3 separate regions of the Homo sapiens genome follow, and regions 1 and 2 are each linked to region 3. The links are chromatin loops, found by intact Hi-C in ENCODE. Cell type or tissue: GM12878. All regions are shown on one strand. Links, peaks and the distances in the headings refer to the core of each region. The heading gives the core; the rest is flanking DNA.

Evidence for each region. Peaks named below come from ENCODE experiments on the same cell type or tissue, not always from the same donor. Only the 100,000 strongest peaks of a DNase experiment are listed, where the experiment ranks them.
Region 1: it touches region 3 in a loop (6-fold over the local background); 1 of 110 quality-filtered maps calls a loop at or near these places.
Region 2: it touches region 3 in a loop (7-fold over the local background); 1 of 110 quality-filtered maps calls a loop at or near these places.

The regions. Positions count from the first base shown.
Region 1 is chrX:46,787,882-46,796,085 of GRCh38, reverse strand. No RefSeq gene overlaps it. Among named protein-coding and RNA genes, the nearest start is that of SLC9A7, 33 kb to the right of the region's middle. In GM12878, for the core only: no CTCF peak of the experiment used is centred there; a DNase peak (open chromatin) is centred at 3,445; H3K4me3 peaks cover 649 bases; H3K27ac peaks cover 1,848 bases.
Region 2 is chrX:46,649,863-46,658,066 of GRCh38, reverse strand. It overlaps SLC9A7 (solute carrier family 9 member A7), which reads left to right. Exons shown (of 17, transcript NM_001257291.2): 8 at 4,353-4,458; 9 at 6,663-6,751; 10 at 6,844-6,957. Among named protein-coding and RNA genes, the nearest start is that of CHST7, 80 kb to the right of the region's middle. In GM12878, for the core only: a CTCF peak has its summit at 4,389 (motif pointing left); no DNase peak of the experiment used is centred there; H3K27ac peaks cover 1,894 bases.
Region 3 is chrX:46,709,492-46,717,695 of GRCh38, reverse strand. All of the region lies in intron 1 of SLC9A7 (solute carrier family 9 member A7), which reads left to right. Among named protein-coding and RNA genes, the nearest start is that of SLC9A7, 46 kb to the left of the region's middle. RefSeq lists enhancers at 3,452-3,551, 6,546-7,745. In GM12878, for the core only: no CTCF peak of the experiment used is centred there; a DNase peak (open chromatin) is centred at 3,835; H3K4me3 peaks cover 2,235 bases; H3K27ac peaks cover 4,893 bases.

The sequences.
Region 1 (8,204 bases), core at 1,044-6,043, 78 kb before region 3:
CTGGGAGTGGCACTAATTTTAAAAAGCTCTGAGGATAAGTGGAAGCAACTGAAATGTCCATGGATGAATAAATGGATAAGCAAAATGTGGTATATACATAGAATGGAATACTATTCAGCCTTAAAAAGGAAGGGGCCGGGCGCAGTAGCTCATGCCTGTAATCCCAGCACTTTGGGAGGCCAAGGCGGGCGGATCACCTGAGGTCAGGAGTTCAAGACCAGCTTGGCCAACATGGCAAAACCTCGTCTCTACTAAAAATACAAAAATTAGCCGAGCATGGTGCCGGGTGCCTGTAATCCCAACTACTAGGGAGACTGAGGTGGGAGAATCGCTTGAACCCAGGAGGTAGAGGTTACAGTGACCCGAGATTGCGCCATTGCACTCCGGCCTGGGTGACAAGAACAAAACTCTGTCTCAAAAAAAAAAAAAAAAAAAGAAAAGAAAAGAAAAGAAAGAAAGAAAGAAAGAGAAAAAGGAAGGCAATTCGACACATGTTGCAACATGGATGAACCTTCAGGACATTGTGACAAGTGAAATAAGCCAGTCACAAAAAAAGATAAATAGTGTATGATCCCACTTATATGATGTACCTAGAGTAGTCAAATTCATAGAGACAGAAAGTAGAAGGTGGTTACCAAGAGCTGAGGGGAAGGGAAAATGGAGAGTTGGTGTTTAATGGATAATGGATATACAGTTTTAGTTGTTTTTTGTTTTCGTTTTTTTTTTGAGATGGAGTCTTGCTCTTGTTGCCCAGGCTGGAGTACAGTGGCGTGATCTCGGCTCACTGCAACCTCCACCTCCTGGGTTCAAGTGATTCTCCTATCTCAGCCTCCCGAGTAGCTGGGATTGCAGGCGCCCGCCACCACACCCAGCTAATTTTTGTATTTTTAGTAGAGACAGGGTTTTGCCACATTGGCCAGGCTGGTCTTGAACTCCTGACCTCAAGTGATCCACCTGCCTCAGCCTCCCAAAGTGCTGGAATTACAGGCATGTGCCACCGCACCTGGCCTTACAATTTTCGTTTTGCAGGATGAAAATGTTCTGGAGATTGGATGCACAACAATGTGAATATATTTATCGATACTGAACTATATCCTTATAAAGAAATGATTAGGATAGTACATGTTGGTAGGGGTGGTGGCTCAGGCCTTTAATCACAACACTTTGGGAGGCTGAGGCAGAAGGGTCACTTGAGCCCAGGAAGTCAAGACCACCCTGGACAACATAGTGAGGCGAGGTGTCTCACACCTGTAATTGCAGCACTTTGGGAGGCCGAGGTAGGTGGATCACAAGGTCAGGAGTTCGAGACCAGACAGGCCAACATAGTGAAACCCTGTTTCTACTAAAAATACAAAAATTAGCTGGGCGTGGTGGCGGGCACCTGTAGTCCCAGCTACTTGGGAGGCTGAGGCAGGAGAATCGCTTGAATCCGGGAAGCAGAGGGTTGCAATGAGCCGAGATTGCACCACTGTACTCCAGCCTGGGTGACAGAGCAAGACTCAGTCTCAAATAGAGATAATAATCATATTTTTTTTTAATTAGCCAGGCATGGTAGTGCGTGCCTGTGGTCCCAGCTACTCAGGAGGCTGAGGCAGGAGGATACCTTGAGCCCAGGAGATCAAGACTACTGTGAGTCATGATCGTGTCACTGCACTGCTGCACCTGGGTGACAGGGTGAGACCTTGTCTCAAAAAAAAAAAAAAGTACATTTTATGTTAAGTGTGTTTTACCACAAAAAAAAAAACAAAAAACTCTCCAGCCCAGCCTGACCAACATGGTGAAACCCCGTCTCTACTAAAAGTACAAAAATTAGCCAGGCGTGGTGGCGCGTGCTTGTAATCCCAGCTACTCAGGAGGCTGAGGCAGGAGAATCACTTGAACCAGGGAGGCGGAGGCTGCAGTGAGCCGAGATTGCACCACTGCACTCCAGCCTGGGTGACAGATCGAGACTCTGTCTCAAAAAAAAAAAAAAAAAGAAGAAGAATTAGATTCCATTCCAGGCAATGTGGTAGAACAGGACGCAACATCAAATTAGTATAAATAATAATAATACCTCACATTTAAATGGCACTTTACAATTTACACAGTTCTATTGTGAAATACCTTACCTTGTTAAGTTCTCCTAGCAACTAGGATGGAGTGGGGTGGGTCTCTGTGTTCAAAGTGCATAGGCTATAGGAAGGGTGATTAGGAAAGTGGAGGATGAGTGGGCTAACAAGGCATAGAGAGACAAATGCTAGAATTGATGAGTGAATACAGAAGAAATGGAATAGAAAGATGCAAAACAACCAGCTCATGATCTACCTGATTCCTCTGTTTTTCCTTGGATGTGATAGGGGGTAACCATACTCTTGTGTATTCAAATGTTTCCTACTGTTTCTAGGCCCCGTTTTTCATAAGCTCTGTTCCAAGAAGCAGTACTGCTTCCTAGTCAAAGGTGCCCCAGTGTTCAAAGTTTGGCCCTACCCCTTCCTGATTACATGATCTTGCGCAGGTTACTATCTCTCGGCTTTAGTTCTCTATGTGATAATAATAGTTCCTGCCACCTCTAAGCCTTCAATACATATTTTCTCCATTTCATTTTCTCAGCCCTGTAACCTCAGGATCAAATGCTGCCTACTGACTGAAGTGACAAAGAATACCTTTTTGAGGTTTTTCTTCTTTCAACTTGTCCTACCATAGTATTATCGGGAAGATCCCCCAATATCATCCCCCAATATCATTAAGTAGGAAGAGAAATTGTTTGCAATATATAGGTTTCATGTTAAGTAAAAATTGTTGACGTCAAGGGTTTAGAAGAAAACAGTTTGACTGGAGTCAAAAGTCACTTTTCTTCTAAGTCACTTTTCAGAGGTGAGATGGAAACCTTGAGGTATGTTTCTGGCAAGTGATCTCCAACAATTTCTCTAAAGTATCTGATTAGAATAAGTAGGGAGACATTATAGGTAATAAGGTAGATATTTTCCTTAATCCAACCCCTAGAATTTAAACCATATTGAGCACCAGGAAAATTTCGCTCTGCAATTTCCCGAGGCATTTTACTTGTTACATTGGGTACATTATGACCTGTTGAAGATGGTGGTTTTCAGTTCCTTCCATTTAATGAGTCTTTACATTCTAATTAAAACCGAAAGTGGAATTCCTCACTTCTTCTGTTTGTTAATGATATAAATTATCTTAGCTGCTATGAAAATAAAAGGACTTCCTTCATTTGGATTGCTCAAACACTGATATTCACGCTCACTTGGAGGTATCTGGAAACATTATCTAAATGAGATTATTTTATCCAGAGAGAAAATTCTTAGCTTTAAAAGCTATTTAACTAAGATGGCTTGATATATTTTATGACTAACGCAACTGGGCCAACCTGTATCTTATGTTTAGTCAATGCAAAATGAAACAAAAATCCAGTGCCAACCAGATTAAATTGCAAAACATGCACACAGTATTTTGGATCAGGAACTAAACTTGTGTGGTTAATGACTAATTTCCTACATCCTCTGAGGCATCTACATGCTTGGATTTTTTTAGAATGGCTGGGCTTCATTTGTCACAAACTTGCCTCTTGAAGCAAAGCACACAGTAGACCTCCAAAAACTAGGCTTTAAATCTAGAAATTCTACTTTTTAATTCTTCCAAAGGAAGAATTTCTTTGAGTCATTTCCAGGTCCCTGCAGAGCCAAAAGACACACAGAACATATTCTATAAGCGTGCACAGGCTGTCCAGAGCATTTATCATTGCTCATAGTAAGCTTTGTATCCTGCGTGTTCTGGCTACCTAATTGCTTGGTAATAAATTACCCCAAAACTTCGAGGCTTACAATAACCACCTTATTATGCCCACTAATTTTGTGGGTCAGGAGTTCAGACAAAGCACACAGTGGGAGTCCATTGTCTCTGCTCCACGATGTTTAGGGCCTCAGCTGGGAAGACTTGATGACTGGGGTGACTCAGCGGCTGGGGGCTGGAACCACAAGGAAGTATCTCCATTTACGTGTCTGAATGTTGGCTGGGACCTCAGCTGAGAGTGCTGACTAGAACACCTCTATGTGACCTTTCCATATGGCCTGGACTGTCCCACAGCATGGTGGCCTCAGGATAATCCAACTTTTTACATGGTGAATTAGGGACTCAAAAGTCAAAGTCCCAGGGAAGAAGTCAGGAGCTGCCTCGCCTTTTCTGGCCTAGCTTTGGAAGTCATGCGGCATCATTTCTTCCTCTTTCTAGCGGCTACAAACCAGTCACAATCCTGTCCCAGTTCAAAGAAAAGGTGCATAAGCCACACTTCTCAATGGAAGAAGAATCAAAGAATTTGTGGACATATATTTATTTATTTATTTGAGACAGTCTTGCTCTGTCACCCAGGCTGGAGTGCAAGGGCATGATCTTGGCTCACTGCAACCTCCGCCTCCCAGCTTCAAGTGATTCTCCTGCCTCAGCCCCTCCCCCCACCCAGTAGCTGGGATTACAGGTGCCCACCACCACACCCAGCTAATTTTTGTATTTTTAGTAGAGACGGGGTTTCACCATGTTGGCCAGGCTGATCTCAAACTCCTGGCCTCAAGTGATCCGCCTGCCTGGGCTCCCAAAGTGCTGGGATTACAGGCGTGAGCCACCGCACCCGGCCTGTGGACATGTTTTTAAATTGCCACAACATGTTAAGCTCTATGTGTTTATAGCTGCAAAGTTATGTCATGATTCCCAAATAATAAATCAGACTGGACAAAAATGACGGAAAAAAAAGAACTCCAATCTCAGAGGTGACTGAAAGAAACACTGTAGAATTGCTGTCAGAGACTGAGCTTGGGGCCCTGCATTTAAGATTGATTCAGGAGGGCCGGGTGCAGTGGCCCATGCCTGTAATCCCAGTACTTTGGGAGACTGAGGTGGGTGGATCGTCTGAGCTCAGGAGTTTGACACCAGCCTGGGCAACATGGTGAAACCCCGTCTCTACTAAAAATACAAAAAATTAGCTGGATGTGGCAGTGTGCAGTTGTAGTCCCAGCTACTCAGGAGGCTGAGGCAGGAGAATCACTTGAACCCAGGATGCGGAGGCTGCAGTGAGCTGAGATTGCACCACTGCACTCCAGCCTGGGCGACAGAGTGAGACTCTGGCTCAAAAAAAAAAAATTGATTCAGGCAAACCTATAGGAGCAGGAACTTAAGCGTTTTAAAGGAACATAAGGTCTCCAAATTGCTGTCTGTGGTTAACACTGTCATCCACCTCTCAGGTCTCCCACCAAGGAGAAACTCGTCCCAGTTGCTAGGACAGCTATAGGTAGGCAGCCTTCAGCTCTTGGCCCTTTCAGAGATTGCCTCAGTTGCAGAGTCGCCCCGTTCAAGGTGATGACGCACCTCCTGGTGGCTCATATCCAGTGACTGATGGATGCGGGAATATAAGGCCTGGTCTTTTTGGCCCAGCCTTAGACAACTCTGAAGGGTCATTTTATTTCTATCGTTTCTCATGAGGCTGGTTGAGACCGTTGGGCCTATTTTGCAGCTTGACTTTTCTGTCTGACCTGTTCTCCATCCTTCCCTTTCCATTGCAGGTGTTGTCTGTAAGGACGCTCTTTAATAAATATCTTGCGAACTAAGCTTCGTCTCAGTGTCTGCTTCTTAGGGACCCAAATGTGTGACATTATCTGGACTCCTGAATTTTACCTCCATGTTATCTCCTACCAACTTTGCCCTTGACTGGGCCCAGTGTCTTGAATGCTCATACATTTTCTGCCTAGTCAGGTTGTCTCTCTGTGCTAGCTTAAGGTTTGATATGGCTTTACTCTCCATTCAGCTTTTATTGCATAGATTGAGCTTAGAGTCCAGTCTGATCATCCAACCCGTAATATGCTTTGGTATACACTTTGGGCGCTCAGTTTGGAGCACAATGCTCACCAACATTAAGTACTTACAGAAGACCAGGTCAGTAATTTAGGATAAGTTGACATGGAAGAAAAATGATCATAGTGTTTTAGACACTTTACTTATTTTACTTTATTTTTTTGAGACATGGTCTTACTCCTAACGCCCAGGCTGGAGTGCAGTGGCATGACCATGGCTCACTGCAGCCTTGACCTCCCTGGCTGAGGTGATCCTTCTACCCTCAGCATCTCGAGTGTCTGGGAGTATAGGCGCCCACCACCACACCCGGTTAATTTTTTGTATTTTTAGTAGAGATGGGGTTTCACAATGTTGCCCAGGCTGGTCTCAAACTCCTGACCTCAAGTGATCCACCTGCCTCGGCCTCCCAAAGTGTTGAGATTATAGGCGTGAACCACTGTGCCCAGCCTGTTTTAGACACTTTAGGAATCACATAGCCATAGGATTGAGGAAAGTCAAGAATTTGGTTCAGATGGAAAGAGAGAACATACAGATGATGACTGATCTAAAGCATATAAAAAGAAGTTAGCAGGCTGGGCAAGGTGGCTCACGCCTGTAATTCCAGCACTTTGGGAGGCTGAGGTGGGCAGATCACCTGAGGTCAGGAGTTCAAGACCAGCCTGCCCAACATGGCGAAACCCTGTCTCTACTAAAAATACAAAAAATTAGCTGGGCATGGTGGTGGGCACCTGTAATCCCAGCTACTCGGGAGACTGAGGCAGGAGAATTGCTTGAACCCTGGAGGTAGAGGTTGAAGTGAGTTGAGATCACACCACTGTACTCCAGCCTGGGTGACAAGAGCGAAACTCCATCAAAAAGAAAGAAGAAAAGAAAAAGAAAAAAGAAAAAAAGAAGAAGTTAGCATGGTCAGATACACAGCTAGAAATCAGTAAATATTTTCCAGTGACAGAGGAAGGTTTTTGACTCCAGATCCCCAAAACGACCTCACTAGTGGAAACACAGCTGTAAATAACAAGTCTGAGTGAGGTAAGGTCACATCCAGCTTTTGAAAGCTCAGCAATTTGGCGACAGAGAACAGTTCAGACCCTTAGGCATGAGCACAGCCCTTATTTCCCACCCACGGCTCAACTAAACCAGCCTAGCCTGGGCCAGATGCTTTTCAGAGCTTAGAGCTGTGAGATTGGAATGCAAATCAGTGGCCCATTCATCTATCTGTGTCTTAGACCAGCCCTAGAGCTAATCCTGAAAGGATGTGCTGGGAGAGTAATGATGATATCAAAGTGATGTGCAAGAATGAAGACTGAGGTCACAAAATGCATTGCGGCCAGGGAGGGTGCCAAAGATTAGAGCCTCGCACCATGATTTTAGTAGACTGGTTGCATTAATGTTCCCAATTATTCACTCCTCCTCCTGTATCTGTACCTTTGACACGTAACTTTGAAACTCCTTTGATCGAAGAGACAGAGTATATTTCTGTGCCCCTTGATTCTGAGGCTAGCCATGTAACTTTCTTTGGACAATGGGATGTTAGCAGATGTGATGCATGCAGAGGTGTTTTTTGTTTGTTTGTTTTTTGGTTTTTTTTGAGTCAGAGACTTGCTGTGTCACTCAGGCTGGAGTGCTGTGGTGCGATCTCGGTTCACTACAACCTTCGCCTCCTGGGTTCAAGCGGTTCTCCTGCCTCAGCCTCCCCAGTAGCTGGGATTACAGGTGCGTGCCACCATGCCCAGCTAATTTTTGTATTTTTAGTAGGGTTTTGCCATGTTGGCCAGGCTGGTCTCGAACTCCTGACCTCAGGTGATCAGCCCGCCTCAGCCTCCCAAAGTGCAGGGATTACAGGCGTGAGCCACCATGCCCCGCCATGCAGAGGTTTTAAAAAGCACTTACAGGTATACACTTCTGCTCTTCCTCTTCCGCCCTCACCATGAGAACATGCTCAGGCTAGCCTGCCAGAGGATGAAATATATGTGGTGAATATATGAAAAATATATGGAACAGTCAAGTGACCCCAGTAGCAGCCAACGCCATCTGAGATAAGTTGACAGCTAGCCAACCCCGAGACAATAGAGTGATCCTAGTGAAGACCAGAGATATTCCCCGATTTGAGTTCAGTCTAAATTGTTGAGCCACATATTTGTGAGCTAAATACATGCTTATGGTTATAAGCCACTGAATTTTGGTGTAATTTGATATGCAGCAATATTGCAGAAATAGATAACAGTCAAGACTGTGTACATTCTGAGGATGTGCACAGAGATGAAGAATAGGTAAGCAAAAGCAGTGTCAGAGTGTCAGAGTAGTATTCATGGGTTATGCAGGGTAAAGCGTGCTTCCCTAGAGTGAAGCAAATGGTTCTGCCCTCTGCC
Region 2 (8,204 bases), core at 2,046-7,045, 61 kb after region 3:
ATTCTTAATCCTGAGTTCTAGTTTGATTGCACTGTGGTCTGAGAGATAGTTTGTTATAATTTCTGTTATTTTACATTTGCTGAGGAGAGCTTTACTTCCAAGTATGTGGTCAATTTTGGAATAGGTGTGGTGTGGTGCTGAAAAAAATGTATATTCTGTTGATTTGGGGTGGAGAGTTCTGTAGATGTCTATTAGGTCCGCTTGGTGCAGAGCTGAGTTCAATTCCTGGGTATCCTTGTTGACTTTCTGTCTCATTGATCTGTCTAATGTTGACAATGGGGTGTTAAGTCTCCCATTATTAATGTGTGGGAGTCTAAGTCTCTTTGTAGGTCACTCAGGACTTGCTTTATGAATCTGGGTGCTTCTGTATTGGGTGCATATATATTTAGGATAGTTAGCTGTTCTTGTTGAATTGATCCCTTTACCATTATGTAATGGCCTTCTTTGTCTCTTTTGATCTTTGTTGGTTTAAAGTCTGTTTTATCAGAGACTAGGATTGCAACCCCTGCCTTTTTTTGTTTTCCATTTGCTTGGTAGATCTTCCTCCATCCTTTTATTTTGAGCCTATGTGTGTCTCTGCACGTGAGTTGGGTTTCCTGAATACAGCACACTGATGGGTCTTGACTCTTTATCCAATTTGCCAGTCTGTGTCTTCTAATTGGAGCATTTAGTCCATTTACATTTAAAGTTAATATTGTTATGTGTGAATTTGATCCTGTCATTATGATGTTAGCTGGTTATTTTGCTCATTAGTTGATGCAGTTTCTTCCTAGTCTCGATGGTCTTTACATTTTGGCATGATTTTGCAGTGGCTGGTACCGGTTGTTCCTTTCTATGTTTAGTGTTTCCTTCAGGAGCTCTTTTAGGGCAGGCCTGATGGTGACAAAATCTCTCAGCATTTGCTTGTCTATAAAGTATTTTATTTCCCCTTCACTTATGAAGCTTAGTTTGGCTGGATATGAAATTCTGGGTTGAAAATTCTTTTCTTTAAGAATGTTGAATATTGGCCCCCACTCTCTTCTGGCTTGTAGAGTTTCTGCCGAGAGATCCGCTGTTAGTCTGATGGGCTTCCCTTTGAGGGTAACCCGACCTTTCTCTCTGGCTGCCCTTAACATTTTTTCCTTCATTTCAACTTTGGTGAATCTGACAATTATGTGTCTTGGAGTTGCTCTTCTCGAGGAGTATCTTTGTGGCGTTCTCTGTATTTCCTGAATCTGAATGTTGGCCTGCCTTGCTAGATTGGGGAAGTTCTCCTGGATAATATCCTGCAGAGTGTTTTCCAACTTGGTTCCATTCTCCCTGTCACTTTCAGGTACACCAATCAGATGTAGATTTGGTCTTTTCACATAATCCCATATTTCTTGGAGGCTTTGCTCATTTCTTTTTATTCTTTTTTCTCTAAACTTCCTTTCTCGCTTCATTTCATTCATTTCATCTTCCATCACTGATACCCTTTCTTCCAGTTGATCGCATCAGCTCCTGAGGCTTCTGCATTCTTCACGTAGTTCTCAAGCCTTGGTTTTCAGCTCCATCAGTTCCTTTAAGCACTTCTCTGTATTGGTTATTCTAGTTATACATTCTTCTAAATTTTTTTCAAAGTTTTCAACTTCTTTGCCTTTGGTTTGAATGTCCTCCCGTAGCTCAGAGTAATTTGATCGTCTGAAGCCTTCTTCTCTCAGCTCATCAAAGTCATTCTCTGTCCAGCTTTGTTCCATTGCTGGTGAGGAGCTGCGTTCCTTTGGAGGAGGAGAGGCGCTCTGCTTTTTAGAGTTTCCAGTTTTTCTGCTCTGTTTTTTCCCCATCTTTGTGGTTTTATCTACTTTTGGTCTTTGATGATGGTGATGTACAGATGGGTTTTTGGTGTGGATGTCCTTTCTGTTTGTTAGTTTTCCTTCTAACAGACAGGACCCTCAGCTGCAGGTCTGTTGGAGTAACCGGCCGTGTGAGGTGTCAGTCTGCCCCTGCTGGGGGGTGCCTCCCAGTTAGGCTGCTCGGGGGTCAGGGGTCAGGGACCCACTTGAGGAGGCAGTCTGCCCGTTCTCAGATCTCCAGCTGCGTGCTGGGAGAACCACTGCTCTCTTCAAAGCTGTCAGACAGGGACATTTAAGTCTGCGGAGGTTACTGCTGTCTTTTTGTTTGTCTGTGCCCTGCCCGCAGAGGTGGAGCCTACAGAGGCAGGCAGGCCTCCTTGAGCTGTGGTGGGCTCCACCCAGTTCGAGCTTCCCGGCTGCTTTGTTTACCTAAACAAGCCTGGGCAATGGCGGGCGCCCCTCCCCCAGCCTCGCTGCCGCCTTGCAGTTTGATCTCAGACTGCTGTGCTAGCAATCAGCGAGACTCCATGGGTGTACGTCCCTCCAAGCCATGTGCGGGATATAATCTCCTGGTGCGCTGTTTTTTAAGCCCATCGGAAAAGCGCAGTATTCGGGTGGGAGTGACCCGATTTTCCAGGTGCCGTCTGTCACCCCTTTCTTTGACTAGGAAAGGGAACTCCCTGACCCCTTGCGCTTCCCAAGTGAGGCAGTGCCTCGCCCTGCTTCGGCTCGCACATGGTGCGCGCACCCACTGACCTGCACCCAATGTCTGGCACTCCCTAGTGAGATGAACCCGGTACCTCAGATGGAAATGCAGAAATCACCCGTCTTCTGCGTTGCTCACGCTGGGAGCTGTAGACCGGAGCTGTTCCTATACGGCCATCTTGGCTCTTCCCCCAATCATGATAAAAATAATTAATGAGATTTTATACATTCAATCTTTGTTCCAAGCCTTTGAAATATGGTATGTGTGCTGGGCGTGGTGGCTCACACCTGTAATCCCAGCACTTTGGAAGGCCAGGGTGGGCAGATCACCTGAGGTCAGGAGTTTGAGACCAGCTTGGCCAACATCGTGAAACCCTGTCTCTACTAAAAATACAAAAATTAGCCAGGTGTGGTGGTGTGCACCTGTAATCCCTGCTAATCGGGAGGCTGAGGCAGGAGAATCACTTGAACCTGGGAGGTGGAGATTGCAGTGAGCCGAGGCCGTGCCATTGCACTCCAGCTTGGGTGACAGAGCGAAATGCCGTCTCAAAAAAAAAAAAAAAAAAAAGAAAGAAAGAAAGAAAGAAAAAAAGAAATACAGTGTGTGTGTTGCTCTTACAACACATCTCAATTTGGACTAGCCACATTGTAAGTGTTCAGCTACCACATTGGATAGCGCAGATTTAAATTGCTTTCTTCACAAGGGCCCTTTTGATGCCTTGGAGACGTATATTGCTCAGTGAGATCTGTCATGAGATGCTTCTATGCTGGCCGTGTGTTGAATGGCACTGTTACAAGAAGGATCTCTGGTCCCGAAAGGTGACACCAGCACCTGGTAGCTGTCTCAAGAATTATGCATTTCTTTCTTTCCTGTGCCTTCCTTAGGCACCTGTTGTGGACTCAGGTGGCCTCGGTGGTGCACAGGGGTCAGGGTCTCACAGGCCTTGTCTTCACAGCCCTGCTGGAACCAACCCAACAAGCCAGCCTGACGTCATGACCATGCCTCTCAGAACCATGGCCATTCAAGGAGCACAGAAAACTAGTTGCCAGTTTCTCTAGAATTCTGAATTTTTAAAAGAACAGCCTTATTGAGATATAATTTATATACCATACAAGTCACCCATTTAAATTTAATGGCTTTTGGTATATTACATGATAATTTTTTTTTTTGACGGAGTCTCACTCTGTCACCCAGGCTGGAGTGCAGTGGTGCAATCTTGGCTCACTGCAACCTCTGCCTGCCGGGTTCAATTGATTCTCAACCTCCTGAATAGCTGGGATTACAGATGCGTGTGACCACACCCGGCTAATTTTTGTATTTTTAGTAGAGACAGGGTTTCAGTATGTTGGCCAAACTAGTTTTGAACTCCTGACCTCAGGTGATCCACCTGCCTCGGGTCCCAAAGTGCTAGGATTACAGGCATGAGTCACCACACCTGGCCTACATGATTAATTTTTTAAAATTGTGGTAAAATATAGCCAACGAGATTTGTCATTTAACCATCTTTACGTGCACAATTCCGCATTCACAATGTCATGTAGCCATCTCCCTGTCTACTTTCAGAATTTTTTCATCATCCGAAACAGAAGCTCTGTACCCATTAAACAATGTCTCCCTGTTTCTTCCTCTCTCCAGCCCCTACAAAACTTGTGTTCCACTGGAAAGCTTAATTTGTATTACTTAAGAAATCTCCAGCAGCTTTAGAGCCTCCAAAAAAAAAAAAAGGTTGAAGGGAAAGGCTAGCCCTTTGGGGAGGGGTCCTGGGCTAGTGGAGTATGGTTCTTGGTGGCCCTGATACATGTACCTGGAGACAGGGTCCTTGACAGAATGCCAACGTGACTAAGTTTACCAAACTGCACTGCTTCCCCCTGCTGGAGACGGCGCTGTTCTTCCTCATGTCCTGGAGCACGTTTCTCTTGGCAGAAGCCTGCGGATTTACAGGTAGGTTTTTTCTACTCTTGGACCACCCTTCCCCTCACTGTAGTGGGGTCTGTGGGAACTTGAAGGAAGGGAAGAATTCTTAGATAACAGCTGCACAGAGTTTAACTGTTCAGCAAGTGTCCGTATGGAGGATTGCTGAGCAAGGCTATTGTTCTGTCTTAAATGGATTATTTACTTTCCAAAAAGCTAGACTTTTTTTAATTTTATTTTTTTAGAGACAGGGTCTTGCTGTGTCACCCAGGCTGGAGTGCAGCAGCACAATCATAGCTCACTGTAACCTCGAACTCCTAGGCTCAAGGGATCTTCCCCCTTCACCCTCCCAAGTAGCTAAGACTACAGGCACGTACCACACCCAGCTAACTTCTTTATTCTTTGTAGAGATGGACAACATTTGCTATGTTGTCCAGGCTGGTCTCAAACTCCTGACCTTAAGTGAACCTCCTACCTCAGCCTCTCAAAGCACTGGGATTACAGGCATGAGCCACCATGCCCAGCCTGAAAAAGTAGATTTTAATGATAAAGTTTATCATTCCAAAGTCAATTACATTTTTGAGTACTCATTCTAACTGTAAGTAGATGTTAAGGTGCAAAGAATCTATTAAAATTTTATTTGTATATTTCCCTTGATTGCTATGTTATTTTGCAAACAGTAGCAATAACAAGCAAAATATGTGTCCTTTAAAGGGTGATTTTGCCTCTGCTCAGATGAGTGTGAACACGGTTTTTCATTGTTTTGTTTCTGGGCTATTTAATCATTGCTTTTCAATATCACATTTTTATGGTGTCAGTTTCATATAGTATTAGTGAGGTGAAACATGTGGTTTTACTTCCTCACATTCTTTCATTTTAAAAAAACATTGAATTTTTCCATTAGAAAATTCAAGTACAGTTCTGTACATAATCCAGGTACTTAGGATGTACTTTTGTCACCCTTTCAAAATACTGTAGCAAATCTTTATATGCAGCATTACAAAATGCCCCACTTCCTTAAAATTTAACAGTTATCTGTAAATGTGTAGGCAAAGTCCCAGGTGTGTCATTTGTCTCGCACAACAAAATGGTTACCATTAACCAGAAATATAGAAGATCGGGGCTTGGATAAATGGAATAGTACTCTTGATCTATTTTGTCTAAAGCCCTAGACTGTGAAAAAATCTAGGCCAGGCACAGTGCGCATGCCTATATAATCCCAGCACTTTGGGGCCAAGGCAGGTGGATCCCTTGAGCTCAGGAGTTCAAGACCAGCCTGGGCAAGATGGAGAAACCCCATCTCTACAAAAAAATACAAAAATTAGCTGGGTGTGGTGGTGTGCATCTGTAGTCCCAGCTATTCAGGAGGCTGAGGTGGGAGGATCACTTGAGCCTTGGAGATAGAGGCTGCAGTGAGCCGAGATCATGCCACTGCCGTCCACTGAGGGATATATAATATATAATCCACTTTGTCTCAAAAAATATATATGTATATAAAGCATTAGTTTGAAATTCAGTTCATTCATTCTAAAAACAGTGAGGAATATGGCAAAAATTTGGATGGGCCCTCACAGTCTCTTTGAAGGAATGAATGCTATATGCCAACTACAGATGGTAGTTGGAGGAGTTTAGAGGAGGCAGGAGATACCCTTAAAACTGGAACAAGGAGGGGATGTTGAGGTACTTGGCTTTGAAGGAAGGCAGGGTTGGGAGACACAAAGGTTGAGAGGTGAGGGGTTGTAGGAGTGTTCAGTAGTAATAGGAAACTTTTTTTTCTTTTTTTTCTTTTTCTTTTTTTTTTTTTTTCTTTTGAGAAAAGGTTGCCTTCTGTCGCCCAGACTGGAGTGCAGAGGCGTGATCATGGCTCACTGCAGCCTCGACCTCCCAGGCTCAAGCGATCCTCTCACCTCAGCCTCCCTAGTAGCTGGGCCACAGGCCCACGCCACCACATCCGGCTAATTTTTTGTATTTTTGGTAGAGATGGGGTTTTACCATGTTTCCCAGGCTGGTCTCAAACTCCTGGGTTCAAGCGATCTGCTTGCCTTGGCCTCCTGCAGTGCTGGGATTACAGGTGTGAGCCACTGCGCCCGACCCAGCAATAGGAAAGTTTCAAAAATATTCAGGAAGTTGGATATGCTAGGCTTGCCTACCTTAACTTTTTGTTCTAGCAGGGTTTTTTTTTTCCCCTGCCTCTTTTTTTTCCATTGATTTTTTTTGGGGGGATGTTTTAACAGGTGTTGTAGCTGTCCTTTTCTGTGGAATCACACAAGCTCATTACACCTACAACAATCTGTCGGTGGAATCAAGAAGTCGAACCAAGCAGGTGAGAGAGAGGCTTGGTACTCACGAGTTGCTTGTTAACACAGGGAAGGGGGAACTGCAGGGTTACAGCTTCCTTTTCCCTTCTCTGTGCAGCTCTTTGAGGTGTTACATTTCCTGGCAGAGAACTTCATCTTCTCCTACATGGGCCTGGCACTGTTTACCTTCCAGAAGCACGTTTTCAGCCCCATTTTCATCATCGGAGCTTTTGTATCCTTTTCTTGTTCCACCATTTTCTACATGCAGAGACGACCACTGTTGGAGAAGCTATAGTAATAATAGTCATAATAATAATATAAAATAACAATAATATAATAATATAAACCATCATAAAATAATAATTACTATTTCTGTTTTGGGTAGGTGACTAACTCCATGCTAGTTCACAGGGTTTTTATGATGAAAAAAAGAAGGCTTAAGTGGCATTTCATAACACTAAATGTATTTGATTTAAAGGACTGCATGTATTCCAAGATCATCCTTTCTGCCTTTTCTATGTAAGATGGCCTTTCTGTTAAACTGGTGCTCGGCAGGTGATTGTTTTGTAAAGTGCTCTTCTTGGTGAATCTAAAAGTCAGCAACCATGTCAGTCTCCAGTGTTATTTTTGACAATTCATTGCTGTATGAATTCCAATCCAGGAGGTTCCCTGATTTGGATGACCCAAAGGTTCTGTTCCTCTTGCTCATGACTACGTCTGCAGTATGGGCAGCCCTTCCTCACACTGCCCAGGGTTGCCTGCAGGCAGTGACCCTACTTTTTCTCAAGCTTCCCTGCTGCTGCAGATCATGGTGGGAAAGACTCTTTCTCCCCGCCCCCACCAAAAAAAAAAGGAGAAGGAAAAAGAAAAATGAAGGGAAGAAAAGATAAAATAGAAAAATATTTGGTTCCTTGGTCTGGGCCCATTGTAAATGCAGTTTCTGGAATATAGACATAGTTTGGGGGATTGGCTTCTCATGTGCCTACCAGTGGATGGACAGCTGAGGGTTTTGCTCACTTGGCCTCAGATACTATGTTTTTATTAAAGTGAACTTTTCTGGGGCTTGATTTCAAGATACTGAGCGCAGTCCCCTATTGCTGGACATTCACATTTGCCTTTTCTGAGGCCTCATGATTATCCTTAGATTTTGGAATGCTGGCAAAAAAGCAGTGTTTTTCTCTTCTGGGCTTAATTTATTGTGCAGGAATGACTGACACTCACCAAGCTGCTGGACAGTGACAGTGGCCTAATGCAATGCTGGAATCCTTCTAGCGTGAGAGCCTCCTACGCTTAAACCAGTGGCTCATTTCTTGGATTTCCATGCTTACCAGACTAATAGCTAAAAATCTGCAAGATCAGTGTTTTTATTCTTTTTTGAGAAAGACCTTGCATGTTGTTTTGATTTGTATTCCTAGCATGACACCCTGTGAGAGATAGTGAGAGCACAGCCCTGTTTACAGATGAGGGCCTGGCAGAGGC
Region 3 (8,204 bases), core at 1,148-6,147:
AATGAATAAAGATTGGGGCCAGGCATGGTGGCTCACACCTGTAATCCTAGCACTTTGGGAGGCTGAGATGGGTGGATCACTTGAGGTTAGGAGTTCGAGACCAGCCTTGCCAACATGATGAAGCCCCATCTCTACTAAAAATACAAAAATTAGCCAGGTACAGTGGCGCACATGTGTAATTCCAGCTTCTCAGGAGGCTGAGGCAGGAGAATCGCTTGAACCCCAGAGGTGGAGGTTGCAGTGAGCTGAGATTGTGCCACTGCACTCCAGCCTGGGCCACAGAGCAGACTGTGTCTCAAAAAAAAGATTTTGGATGACCCTACATCAGTATTTTTTGGGACATTTAAGAAGATGACTGCTCCTTGTGCAGTAATTTTCTCTTAAAAACTTCAAAACACTTTATTACACAAATACAAGAAAAATTAACACAAGTATCAGGGTGATTTTTGTGGTACAATGTGGCATTTCTAATCACCTGACCTTTGGTATAATTAGTATGTATAATGTATCTGTCCATCTTATAGAACTCAGAGCACCTTTTGAGTATTTTCCAGGAATATGTAACACAATTTCAACTTTGGTTTTTATGACATAGTTCTTGTCTGCAATGCTGATTACTTACTCAAGAATGGGACACCCCCTTCCCAATTATTTCACAATTTCTTTAGGAAAATGCGGTTATTCTGGTGGATGCGTGTTGCCATAACTCATGAGACCAGGTGTCCACAATGGAGAAGTAGGGCTAGGATTTTTTGTTTCATTTCTGTCCTGGGCAGCCTTTATCGTTTTGGTCAGAGTTCTGGCTTTATCCAGAAGCCAAGTGACTTCAGTACAAGGTGGTTTCCCCTTCCCCAAACAGCAGGGAACTAGAATCAGAAACAGGAAAAAATAAATAAATAAAAAGAAACACATTATGATCAAAATAGCTTCAAATAAGGTTTTAAAGCCACTTGGGTACTATTTGCCTATTGATATCAGAATCGTCCCTTCTTGTTTGGGTATAAATCAGTTAGATCTCCAATTTGCTAATGGTTACAATGGATATTTTAAACCAGAAGAGTCAGTACATTTATGATAGCCATAGAGTCTGCATGATTCTATATTTAAAGTGTTTTAGGGGGTGAGTGAGTGGGAATTTGAGAACAGACTTGGGCAAGGAAATTCCTTCCCCTCTGTGCTTTTGTAGCACCTGTGTCTGTTGCAGCATTTGTGCTGTGTGCTAGAGCTTCTGGTCTTACTGAAGAGGATCCTGCCTAAGTCGTCTCAGGGTTCATAGCATCCAGTGGCTGAATGTTTATTGAATTAAGGCAGGCAATAGGGATTCCTTTCTTGGTTTATCAATGTTTGTTTCTTCTCTTTTTAATAAAGAAACTGGCTGGTTTCTATTTGCGTGCTCAAAATAAGCATATCTTTACCAAGTCAGAGCCCTCTAAGGCCCTGCAAATTCTCACCTTACCACTTATCCCCTTAATGATATATCATGCATCTAGGTTTATGCATCTGAGCATTGGACTGGGATCTAGAAGTCTCAGGTCTGAGTCACTCCTTCAGTCTTCAGTACCCATCTTCACTTGAGCAGACCACTTAATATCTCTAGACTTCAACATCTTGATTTATAAAATAAGATTACTATTATAAGTCAGGGGCTGTCTATATGTGCACTGCCTGCCTTAAGGACTTTTGCCAGAAATAAAATTAAGTAATGTACAGATGTTCCTTGACTTATGATGGAGTTATGTCCTGATAAAGCCATCATAAGTTTAAAATATTGCAATTTGAAAATGCATTTAATGCACCTTACCTACCAAACATCATAGCTTAGCCCAGCTGACCGAAAATGTGCTCAGAACACTTACATTAGCCTGCAATTGGGCAATATCATCTAACACAATGCCTGTTTCATAATAAAGTGTTGAATAGCTCATAATTTATTGAATACCATACTGAAAGTGAAAACAGAATGGTTGTATGGATACTCAAAGTTCAGTTTCTACTGAATGTGTATCGCTTTTGCACCATCTTAAAGGGGAAAAATTGTAAGTCAATTCTAAGTCAGAGGGCATGTATAAGGCTTCTCAAGACTGAAAAATACACTCTGTGCGACATTTGTCATTTTCAACTAACCGAGAATGAGGGCACATTCGCAAAAATTTGATTAGATTCAGAATTTAACCTTATACCACTGGACTCATATTTTTGGGATCAGTGAATCATAATGTAGTTATTAACAATTTTGTGACCATTTCCAGGAACTAACTGTAACTGAGCCATTACAAAGAAAAAGCTGTTCAGTTATAGGGACCCAAAAATATACCAAATCAGTCAAGTGTTTATTGAATGCCTACTGTATGCCTGTTACTGTGCTATTCCACATGTGAAATAGAAAAGAAATCTTACCTATAGGTCTGATCCTCAAGGAATTTACAGTCTAGTTAGGGAGGGAATAATTTAAGAACTGGACTAATCTGTGATATAAATAAATACTTTAAAAATTCTTTAAAAATTATTTTTAGGATACTTATTGAGAGAAATGAGATATCAATGTGAGTAAGGAGCTTGGGTAGGGTCTTAAAGAGTTGAAATTAAACCTGGGAACATAATCCAAGTGGAAAGGAATTTTGTCAAGATGGAATAATTTAATCTAGCGCAATGTCTGATATATAGTACATGCTCAATAAGTATTAATTTGCTTGATGAATGAATCTCTTTCAACAAATTTATCTTCTAGTTTGCCAGTTCTCTCTTTACTGTGTCTAGTCTGCTGTTGAACTTGAAAATGAAATAAAAATGCTAAGGTCATGTTTTTCTTTTCCAGGATTTCTATTGGTTCTTTCTAAACTCACAATCCTCTACTCCACACTACACTCCTTAACCCTTTCCCTGCCTTATTTTTAGCCATAGCACCTACCGTATTCTAACATACCATGTAATCTACTTATTTTGTTTCTTATGTTTCTTCCCTTATTAGAAATATAACGAAGTCCAGAAAAGCAGGAATTTGTATTTGTTTCGTTCACTGACATATATCTCCAAACACTAGAACAGTGCCTGGGACATAGTAGGATCTCAAAAAATATTTGTCGGGGATCTCAAAAAATATTTGTCGGGGATCTCAAAAAATATATGTGTTGTCCATAAGTATGGAGGCAATAGTGAAACCTGCCAAATTAGATTGGGGTGGAGATGAGGTCCTTGTAGAGTCCAGTAGGAAATAAAATTTGGGGAGGGGCTTCATTATGGCCAGATTATATAGAGCATCCTGTGTTGAGGGGAGGTTTGGGGCTTCAACGTAGTAGGCATGTATATTATTTACAAAGCTGAGCCAAATATCCATAATTTACTTGTCATCTGGGAGACATCAGGAAATAGCAGAAAGAACTCTGGCTTTGGAATTGGAAGTATGCAAGTTGGAATCCTACTTCTACAGTTTACCAGCTATGTGGTCTTAGGGCAGTTACTTACTCTTGAAGATCCAGTTTTTTTTTTTAACTGTAAAGTGGTGTTAATAATCCCTACCTCATAAAGTTGTGGTGAAAATTAAGAGATAATATTGTAAGTAAAACCCCTAATACAAAGTGGGTGCCCAGTAAGTAGTTCTTAGACTACACTGACTGATTTGAAACTATTAGCATACTAAAATGTACTTTTTCTGTTTGGGGCACATTACTTAGAGTAGTAGGAAGAAGCAGAAAACATTGAGTATAGTATATTGAGGTAGAGTATTGTAACTGTGGTTTAGGAAAAATAACTACCAACTGTGAGTAAAAATGAAAAGGAAGATACTATATTTGGGTGTTTTACAGTCACGAAAAAAAAAAACCCACAGAAATAACTAGTATCTTTTCACTTCTCCAAAACGTTTTGAAACCTTGAGTTAATTAAGAAGGGAGAGGAAAATCCCCTAATAATACTAGAGTCACTAATAGTGTGGTCTCTGAAAGTACCGAACCACAGGGAAGTCACCGGGTTCTGGAGGAGATCAGCTTTCCTGGAGTGGTCCAGTCCTCATGGATATTCTCTTCTGGGTAGGACCTGCATGTTGACATGAACCTAGGGCACTAACTTGACCCTCCGCAGAAAAAACTTTCAATGTTAAGTCCTCTGCTTGCTAAAGGTCACCCAAGAATATTTCTCCTGGAGAAGCCTTGTGCATTTTCTTTTCTTTTCTTTTGTCTTTTTTTTTTAATTTTTTTTGAGATGGAGTTGTACTCTTGTTGCCCAGGCTGGAGTGCAATGGTGTGATCTCAGCCCACTGCAACCTCCACCTCCCGGGTTCAAGCGATTCTTCTGGCTCAGCCTCCCAAGTAGCTGGGATTACAGGCGCCCGCCACCATGCCCAGCTAGTTTTTTGTATTTTTAGTAGAGACAGGGTTTCACCATGTTGGCCAGGCTGGTCTTGAACTCCTGAGCTCAGATGATCCACCCGCCTCAGGCTCCCAAAGTGCTGGGATTACAGGCATGAGCCACCATGCCCAGCCTGCCTTGTGCATTTTCTATATAACTGGTTGTTAAAGATGTTATCCTTTTTTGCTAATTGACCCATGGATAAGGGGCCATCTGACAGCTTTGAGAATTTAGGATTAAGCAAACATTTATTTCTCTTAACTGGTTATTCCCTCTTATCAGATTATGAGAATTAAATAGCACACAATGCTTCCTTTTTGTTTCAGTTATCAAGAAACTCAGAGCACCATGTAATGCTTGATTACAATAACAAAAAGTCTAGGAGGACCATAAATTTACTTCCTCCTTGTATGCTATAGTTCAGTACTGTCGTTTTCTATTTTAAGTGGCTTGCTGTGTAGAGCATCTTAAAGGCTTTACAAAATAGCCTGAGTATACCTAATTTGGCATTTGACTAATTTAACATTTCCCCAGATGTGACTCAAACATTTTGTAAATGTAGTGAATTTAAAAGACCCAGGTGTCTAGCAGTAGGGACATGGTTTAATAAACTGTGGCATATTAATACACTGCATTTAGAATTTTTATCTTAAATTCTAAAGCAAATCTGTCACTGAGCCCTTATACAAGACTCAGTGCACAATGTATAACTGAACAGCAGTGAACATGAATGAATTTATGTTTCAACGTGAGTAACTGATATGGTTTGGATATTATTTGTCCCCTCCAAATCTCATGTTGAAATGTGACCTCTCATGTTGGAGGTGGGCCTGGTTGGAGGTGTTTTGATTAATGGGGGTGGATCCCTCATAAATGGCTTGGTGCCATCCCTGCCACTAATGAGTGAGTTCTTGATCTGTTAGTTCAGGTGGGATCTGGTTGTTTAAAGAACCTGGCATCTCCCCACTCTCTCACTTGCTCCCTCTCTTCATGTGACATGCTGGCTCCCCTTCGCCTTCCACCATGGTTATAAGCAGCCTGAGGCCCGCCTCAGAGACAGATGTGGACACTGTGCTTCCTGTACAGCCTGCAGAACCATGAGCCAAATAAACCTCTTTTCTTTATAAATTACCCAGTCTCAGGTATTTGTTTATAGAAATGCAAATAGACTAACACAGTAACCTGCAAAAAACATAATATGGAGTTAAAAAAGGGAGATGCAGCAAAATTCATTCAGTTAATACAACAGAAAATGCTGCTTGTCCCCCAGTATCTGCTTTCCATTTTTTTCCTCATAATAGACTTTTAGAAGGTTCAATGACCTCCCAGAAAGAAGACTTTATTTTCTTGCCTCTCTTGCAGCCAAATATGATCATATGACCAAGTACTTGGCCAATAGGATATCAGTGGAAGTGTGTGTGTGTGTGTGTGTGTGTGTGTGTGTGTGTGTGTAATTTAGAGGCTGTGCCGTTAAAGGGAGTGCCTTCCCTGGTTGTTTTCTCGTTTCCCTTTGCCTGACACGTGGGCCTGATGGTGAGGGCAACACCCTCTTGGTGGTAGAGCAGGAAGATTAGGGAGGGGTAGTGAGGGAGGAGTAGGGAGCCACCACTTCATCCCAGGAATACTTATGCACTGACTCTTCTGTGAAGGAAAGAGAAACTTGTCTAAGCCACCATTATTTTGGTCTTTGTTCCAGCAGCTACACCTGCTTCCTAATTCTATATGATACTATTTATGTAAGTTAAAATGAGCAAAAGAATATTTATTATGTATCTGCGGACATGTATATTTAGTAAACCTGGACTGGATACAGACTAAAATGAATGACAGTTGCCTCCGAGGTAGAAGGGAAGGAATGGGACCAGGGAAGGAGGAAATACAGCCTACTTCCTCTCTTTACACTAAGCCACAAGGGATTCTCTCTTTTCTGTGTGTCGTGCTCAGTCAACTATGTCAGAGTAGGACAGTCAATTCAATGATGAAGAATCTGTATGTTTGTGATCTTTGTGATTGCTTTATGCCACGCGGTTTTCTGTTGGCTTTTAACAGTGACTTTTACCCCATATGAAGTGATTGGATTAAGAGAAAATAGTGGCTCACCCTTAAAACAAATGTGGAGGACAGAGCCATGGCTGTCATAACAGGAGTGAGCTATGAAATAGACCTGGGAAAACAGATGCTATTGCAGTTTGATGGTAAGGCCTGTGGCACAGGTGTTGCTGGCAGGCTGCAAGAGGCCCCAACAGGGGGCCTTCTCCATTTGCCCAGACTCTAGACAATGCCATTGCTGGCTCAAAAGCTGAAATCGTCAGCAGCCTGGGTGACTGTCTCTTGGGGTCAGGCTCACGTTAATCAGGCTCAGAGAGCCTGAGGCTAAACCAGAGTGCCAATCGATTAATTTATGATAAGAGATTTGGCTGTTGCAGAGCAGAATGTATGTTCAGGCTGAGCAGAGCATTTTTTTTCTGAGTAGGCAAGTAGCAGGGGACCCCAGGTTGTCATCAGAAAGTTGCTTAGAAAGGACAGAGGAAGAACAGAGGCAATTGGTTATGGTATGCTCATAAATAGACTGGAAAAGCCTGATGGGTCCATCTCCTTGCTGGAATAGCCTTGACTCCACCTCTCCCCACTAACAGCCACTGTATCCTTTCCTTTATCAGTGGTTACATGCATGATCTCATCATCTGACTTTTGGAGTCAGCCTTTCTTCTCTCTCTCTCTCTCTTTTTTTTCCCACAGTATTTTTTTCAAACTAGATTCCACAGAATGGACTGGGTTTTCCCTAAACGAATCTCAGGTGCATTCCAGGTGAGTCACATTGCAGTTTGGGGATTCCCAGGCTCTTAAGGGCATACAAACAGCTCATCTGGTTTACTCCCTCAATTTGCCAGTTACATCCAACATATGACAATTTTGCTGGCTAACACTGAGGGAACCTTCATTCTCTTACCTCTAAATCTATGGGGGCCCTCACTGTCCACTTCCCTATTCCAGGTACATTCCATGATGCATTTAGTTGTATTTCTGAATGCGGTTCTTCTTGTCACATGGCAGTCCTTCTGTCTTCCCACTTGTCCCTGCTTTCACTCTGTTTACCTAAATGTGGAAGTGCCTAAGGGGCAGTCCTTGCTCACATAACTTTGGCTCTCTGATGTGTGGCTTTAGAGATCATTTGTGCACAGCTAGCTTCCAGGTCTTTATATTCAGTCCTGAATGTATTCTTACAATACAGTCCTAAAAGTCACTCCTTTTATAAGTAGTTGTTGGACAAGATAATACATATGATAGTACAAAATTCAAAAGTTAGAAGGCAAACTGAAAAACCGGCCTCCCTTTCTCCCTGGAGATAAATGTATTCCATTGTCTTCTCTGGAGACAAATACACTCATCAGTTGAGCCATTTCTGCCTGAATGTGCCATGCTGTATTTAAAATCAGCGTATGTAATAACGCAGTTGGCACTGTTGCTCTAGAGTGCCATCAACACCCACCTAGATGTTGAGGTGCCCTCCCTTCTCACATTGCCTAATGGTTCCCCGGAGAACCTTGAGAACCCCACTGCTATAGTATAAACTAAAAGAATGGCTGCTGGAATTTCCTTACGATGCTTTTTTGCTTTTGTAGAATTCACCTTCAGTTAGCTATGAACTCTCAGAGGATAGCAATTGTTGTATGCTGTTTCTGGCATATCCCCTTTAGTGCTTTACACAGTCTTATACATACAGTAGGGTTTTTTTTTGTTGTTGTTGTTATTTTAGGTAACATTTTTTGAACTTTTTTTGTTAGTTTAGGTAATGGGTGTAGGCATTTGTTTTTAAAAACATCAAAAAAAGTAACTGCTGGCAGAAAATGTAATGAAAA